2 separate regions of the Homo sapiens genome follow, and region 2 is linked to region 1. A link is a loop called in an ENCODE intact Hi-C map of the cell type or tissue named here. Cell type or tissue: breast epithelium. All regions are shown on one strand. Links, peaks and the distances in the headings refer to the core of each region. The heading gives the core; the rest is flanking DNA.

What was found. Hi-C counts contacts between places; a loop is a spot of excess contacts. Peaks named below come from ENCODE experiments on the same cell type or tissue, not always from the same donor. Only the 100,000 strongest peaks of a DNase experiment are listed, where the experiment ranks them.
Region 2: a loop joins it to region 1, with 14 times the contacts of the local background. A loop is called at or near these places in 6 of 110 quality-filtered maps.

The regions. Positions count from the first base shown.
Region 1 is chr15:69,127,386-69,130,295 of GRCh38, reverse strand. No RefSeq gene overlaps it. Among named protein-coding and RNA genes, the nearest start is that of GLCE, 32 kb to the left of the region's middle. In breast epithelium, for the core only: no CTCF peak of the experiment used is centred there; a DNase peak (open chromatin) is centred at 1,185; H3K27ac peaks cover 1,556 bases.
Region 2 is chr15:69,079,378-69,082,287 of GRCh38, reverse strand. EWSAT1 (Ewing sarcoma associated transcript 1) reads right to left here and starts at 1,438. Exons shown (of 4, transcript NR_026949.1): 1 at 912-1,438. In breast epithelium, for the core only: no CTCF peak of the experiment used is centred there; DNase peaks (open chromatin) are centred at 737 and 1,392; H3K4me3 peaks cover 1,000 bases; H3K27ac peaks cover 2,060 bases.

The sequences.
Region 1 (2,910 bases), core at 159-2,658:
TGGAGGTTTCTCCTCCTTCAGATGCATTTTTTAAAGGCAAAAGGAAAAATAAAAGAAACAGAAGAGAAAAGGGGCAGTGAAAATCTTCAGACACTGTCTAGAGGGAAAAGAAGCTGGTTTGTAGAAACTGGAAGAAAAAGAGGCTGACATTGTTGAACAGCCCAGCCAACCACTGGCTAAGAAAGGGTCTAAGTCTGAGTTGCTAAGGAATGAGACTAGGTGCTGCTCTGGGCCTAAGCCATGGGCCTTCCTGGCTCCACAGTAACTACTTCCTCCAGTAGAAGGCACCTATGTGTGGCCTCAGTTCCTTCTGTTCATCTTAGTAGCCCTCTGCTTGCCCAGCCCCTAAATGATCTCCCAGAGCATGACACGCTGTTTGAGGAGTCACAGAAAAGAACATCCCTAAAGCTGCCGTGAGTTCTGAAAATTGCCCCATTAGAGGTTCAATCTTTTGCCTAAAGCAAACTTTAGGGCGCATGGGAATCACCTGGATTCCTGTTAAAATGCACATTGCTGCCCCCTCTCCCCTGTCTAGGTGGGAGCCTGAGAATTTGCATTTCTAAGAAGTTCACAGATGATGCGGATGCTGGAAGTCCTCATGCTGAAAATCCCTGGACTGAAGTATTGTCCTTCTCACGGGCCGCATCCTTCAGGAGAAGGGGTGTGCTTAGAAGGGAAGAAGATTCAGTGTGGAATTAGACACGCGAGATTTCTCTCTGGTTAGGTGTCCTTGGGCAAGTCATTTCACCCTCTAGTCTCAGTTTTCTCAGCTGTAAAATGAATACATTGAATATTCTTTCTGAATTTTGTCTTAGACACATTGTGAAATTGATGTGGATTTTTTTCAGTGCTCCTATCCCCCTGAATTGGACTCCGCCAGGCGCTTATTAGAAATACATAATCTTTATTCAACCATCATTTTGACTAGAGACTCATAGTTTTTCTTCCAAAACCCATTCTCCCCATTTCCTTTACTAGCAGACTTGCTGAACTTGCCTGGTCACATAGCACTCAGAATAAAGCCTGTGTCCTTTGCAGTCAAATGTGACCATGTGACTAATTTTGGCTACCAAGATGTGAGTGGATACAATGTTTGCAGCTTCCGGGTTATAGCCATACAGGGAAAGAGTGCGGGCTACATTGTGGCTTTGCCCTGTGCCTGCCAGTACAAAAAGTAGTGAGACAACTTCATTCAATCAATCTCTTTCTCTCTTTCTGTGTCTCTCTCTCTCTCTTGATTGTGTGCCCAGCCAGTCAGCCAAATGGCCTGTACAGACAAGGAGCTCTGAGACTTGGTTTTCTACTTCTCATCACTTTTGATTTCAGAGTTGGCATTTTCATTTTGTTGGATGAGGAAATTCAGATTCTCTTCTGCTTCCAATGCTCTCTGGCCCTGGATCAGGGTCAAAAGAGGCTCACTGGCCCTCTGCCCTGCTCCCATTAGTCAGAAGGGCTGTGCTGCAGGGTGGAATCCACTTCAGGGGGCAGGGGAGATCTAGCAAGAAGTAGGTAGTAAGAGAGTCACAGGCCTGGACTCTGAACCTGGTTCTGCCTTTTCCTGTCCCTCTCAGAGATCAGATTAGGAAATAGAGGTGGAATGGAGGGGGGGCAGAGAGAGAGAAAAAGAGAGAGAGAAAGAGAGAGAGGGTCTGGCTCACCCAGGCTAGAGTGCAGTGGCACGATTATAGCTCACTACAGCCTTGAGCTCCTGGGCTCAAGCCTCTTGAGTAGCTGGAACTACAGGTGTGGGCCACCACACTTGGCTAATTTTTAATTTTATTTATTTATTTATTTATTTATTTATTTATTTATTTATTTATTGAGGCAGAGTCTCGGTCTCTCACCCAGGCTGGAGTGCAATGGTGCAATCTTGGCCCACTGCAACCGGCTCCTGGGTTCAAGTGATTCTCCTGCCTCAGCCTCCCCAGTAGCTGGGATTACAGGTGCCCACCACTGAGCCCAGCTAATTTTTGTATTTTTAGTAGAGACGGGGTTTCACCATGTTGGCTGTGGTTGGCCAGGCTGCTCTCAAACTCCTGAGCTCAGGTGATCTGCCTGCCTCGGCCTCCCAAAGTGCTGAGATTACAGGCGTGAGCCACTGCGCCTGGCCTTATTTTTAAAAAGAAATGTTTTTTTAAAACATTTTTAAATGGGGTCTCATTATGTTACCCAGGCTGGTCTCAAACTCCTTGCCTCAAGCTATCTTCCCTCCTCAGCATCTCAAAGCAAAAAAAAAATTATTATTGCACATCAGGCATTTGCCTGGAACTATTCTAGGCACTTGGGATACACTAGTGAATAAGCAAGACAAAAATCCCTGCCCCAGTGGAGTTTACAGCCCAACAGGTGGAGACATATAATAAACAATAAACATGATACAAACAACCTATATTGTACATTAAAAGATGTGCTATGGGGAAAAAGAAAGAGCTGGGGCACAGATACAGTGCAGGGGGCAGGGGAGGGGCAGGTTGCTATATTAAATCAGTCAACCACAAGGTTGACCTTCATTTGAGGTGACGGTGGAGGCCAGGTCCCTGACACCTGGGAGCCACCTTATCAGCCCTCACTGCTTATGCTCAGACTCTTACATGAGATAGAAATAAACTTCCATTGTGTTTAAGCTGTCTATTGCTATCTGGGGTCTTTGCTGTAGCAGCGGCTCCTGTATCCTAACTCATCCTTGTTTACTGAGTCTGAGCCAATAAGCATGTTAGGCTCTGTATTAGTTTTCTGTGGCTGATGTAACAAATTACTACAATCTTGGTGACTTAAAACAACAAAAATTGATTCTCTCACAGCTCTAAAAGCCAGAAGTCTGAAATCTAGGTGTCCAGAGGGCACATTTCCTCTGGAGGCTCTAGGGGTAAATACTTCCTTGCCTCTTCTAGCTTCTAGCAGCTGTCAGCA
Region 2 (2,910 bases), core at 140-2,639, 48 kb after region 1:
CTGAGGCCAGGTTTGGCAGTAACCACATAAGCGGAGTCAAGAAACATATCCTAGGAGGAGACACAGTATCTGGGTCATTGTTTCCACAGCTGTCAGTCTATCCCAGGGAACAGAACTGAAGACATTTCATCCTGGACACAGGCAGGCAGCTGTGTTACTGCACAAGAGTGGACAGACGTGGAGCCAGCACATTCCTAACTTTGAATTCTGATCATCTCTGAGATTGTGTAGCCCTCAGTTCTCAACCCTGGTTGTACATTAAGGGGGGGAAAAAGCCAGTACTCAGGACTTATTACAGACTGATTAAAGAAAAGAATCTGAGTCTCCCCCCTCTGGAGAATCTGAGAGAGAAAGCTCTCTGTTCAATTTTCGTAGTTTGGATGACCTGGAAAGCCTCTATGGAGGCAGAGAGTGGGTTCTATGACCTCTGTTAGGTCCCCTTTCCCTCCCTGTGTTCCTTAGCCAGGACTTGGCAGGAAACCCTGGGATATCAACAGTTCCACAGAGCATTTTGCGCCCAGTTTTCTTGTTTTTATCTTGAGATCTCATCATCAGGGAGACTTGGAGAATAGGCCGGTAATTTTGAAACCACAACTTGGCTTCTGACTGCCTCAGGCCTTCTTGAAAGTTTCCACCAGCCAAGAGTTTCATCCAGATATCTGCAAGGGACCTTCAAGGGAACGGCTGGGAAGCTCATTGTCCCATTAGGACTCCCTATGACCTTCCCAGAGGGCCCAGCCACACAGATGCAGCCTGGAATGTGGCAGGAAGCTGCAGAACAGGCAGGAAGCCCAGCTCCACGTTACATCGCAAGCAGCCTCCAGCAGCCAGCCCTGAAATATCCCGTTTCTTCCTGATCCACCCCCACTCCCAAACACACATCTAACCAGCCAGTAAGATTCAGCAGTTACCTCTGAAACGCGTCTTGGATCTTCTGTCCTAACACCAACTCCCCAGCGCAGGAGCAATCTCCTAACTGGACTTCCAACCTCCAGTCTCTCCACCTCCAGCCCATTCTCCATGCCATGGCCAACATGATCTTACTAATCTAAGATCTTCTGGTTTGAAGATGGCATAAAGTTAGTAACCCTCCCTTCATTTTCTGGAAGTAATCCAAAAGCAAAAAGGACTTGAGCGATAAAAACACAAATTCCATTTTTAGTAAAAGTAGGAGACACCTAAACCACAAAATAGACGGAAGAGTTGCCAAAAGCAATAGAGCTTCAGCAGAGATGTTGCAGGAAGAAATAGAGCAAGGATGCTGTGCTGCAAAGTCTCTGGGACAGCCTGAAAAAGAATCCTCCAGAAGAGGAGGGGCACACCTGGATGCGGAATGCACAGAGCCCTTGTGTGCAGCAGCAGAAAACGGGTGCAGGTGCTGTGGCCTGAGCTCTGCTGGCTCAGGACTCAGACAAGCCATAGTTGTAGGAAATGGTCTGTTTCTGTGGCAACAGGGGAGGAGAGACTTTGCCTCGGGGAATCTTTGCCATTGGTTGGAAAGAATTCAAGGCTCAGTGAATTTACATCAACCCTGGGTCATAAGGAAAATTTAGCCAACCTGGAAGACAATCTTGGCCTCTCTCACACCTGAGGTCCACGGGGAAGAAAAAACATTACCTTCTTCAATAATGAGTAATATATACAAAGTTTTGACAAGAAACAAAGGAGGAAAAAAGAAAAAGCAAACAGCAAACAGCAGGTAAAGAAGATTCATCAAAAAACATTGTCATGGAGCAGATGACAATTTTAACGAGAAAATTAAGAAAACATAGCAAAGTAATTTCCCCCACAAAGAAAACACGCACATGAGAGATGAGGGAAGAGGTAATGAAACAGTGGGAGGAAATGAATCCTGAGCTGCCAGAGCTTGGGGAAGAAGTGAAAGAAAAAAAGAAAACTATCCAACCTTCACTCTTAAAAAATGAAGCCTCAAATCTGAAGCAGTAAAAGGGGAACACATACTGTGGAAACTCAATGAGAGATAGTGAGAGGAATAAGAAAAGGAGGCAAACTAAATGAAAATAAAGAATTAGAAAACAATAGGTACATTTGAAAGGCAAAGAAGAATTAATTTTATATGCATTAAATATGTCTGAAAGGGGCCGGGCATGGTGGCTCACGCCTGTATTCCCAGCACTTTGGGAGGCCGAGGCAGGCGGATCGCTAGAAGTCAGGAGTTCAAGACCAGCCTGGCCAACATGGTGAAACCCCGTCTCTATTAAAAATACAAAAATTAGCTGGCGCGCTGACACACACCTGTAGTCCCAGCTACGGGGAGGCTGAGGCAGGAAAATGACTTGAATCTGGGAGGTGGAGGTTGCAGTGAGCCGAAATCGCGCCACTGTACTCCAGCTTAGGAAACAGAGTGAGACTCCATCTCAAAGAAAAGGAAAACAAAATTCTGAAAGGGCACACAAGAAATTGATAGTATCAGTTGCTTTTAGGGAAGAAAATTGGGTTGGCCGTGAGGTAGGGTGGAAGGGGTGGAAGGAGGGCCAGGGTGGAAGGGAGATTTTTCACTTTTGTGTTTTTTAAAGTTTTGACTTGTATGAACATATTAGCTCATCAAAAACATTCAAATTAAGCAATACACACCCTGCCTCCAACACACACACACTTTCACAATCTGATTTTGTTACTGTCTGTTTAAAACCCTTCCATTGTTCTCATTTCTCTTAAGATAAAAAGCACATATCTAAAAATGGCTTATTAGTAGGGTGATCATATAATTTATTGTCCAACAGGGCACTTAAGATCAAAAAGATGCACTACAGATGTAAACTGGGACTAAGGCCATCTACTTATGAGGCAGGCCATGATCTGGCCCTTGTTTCCATCTCCAGCCTCATCTGTCACCTTCCAGCCCACAGGCTCTAACTGCAGTCTTACTGAGCTATAAGCAGCCACCCT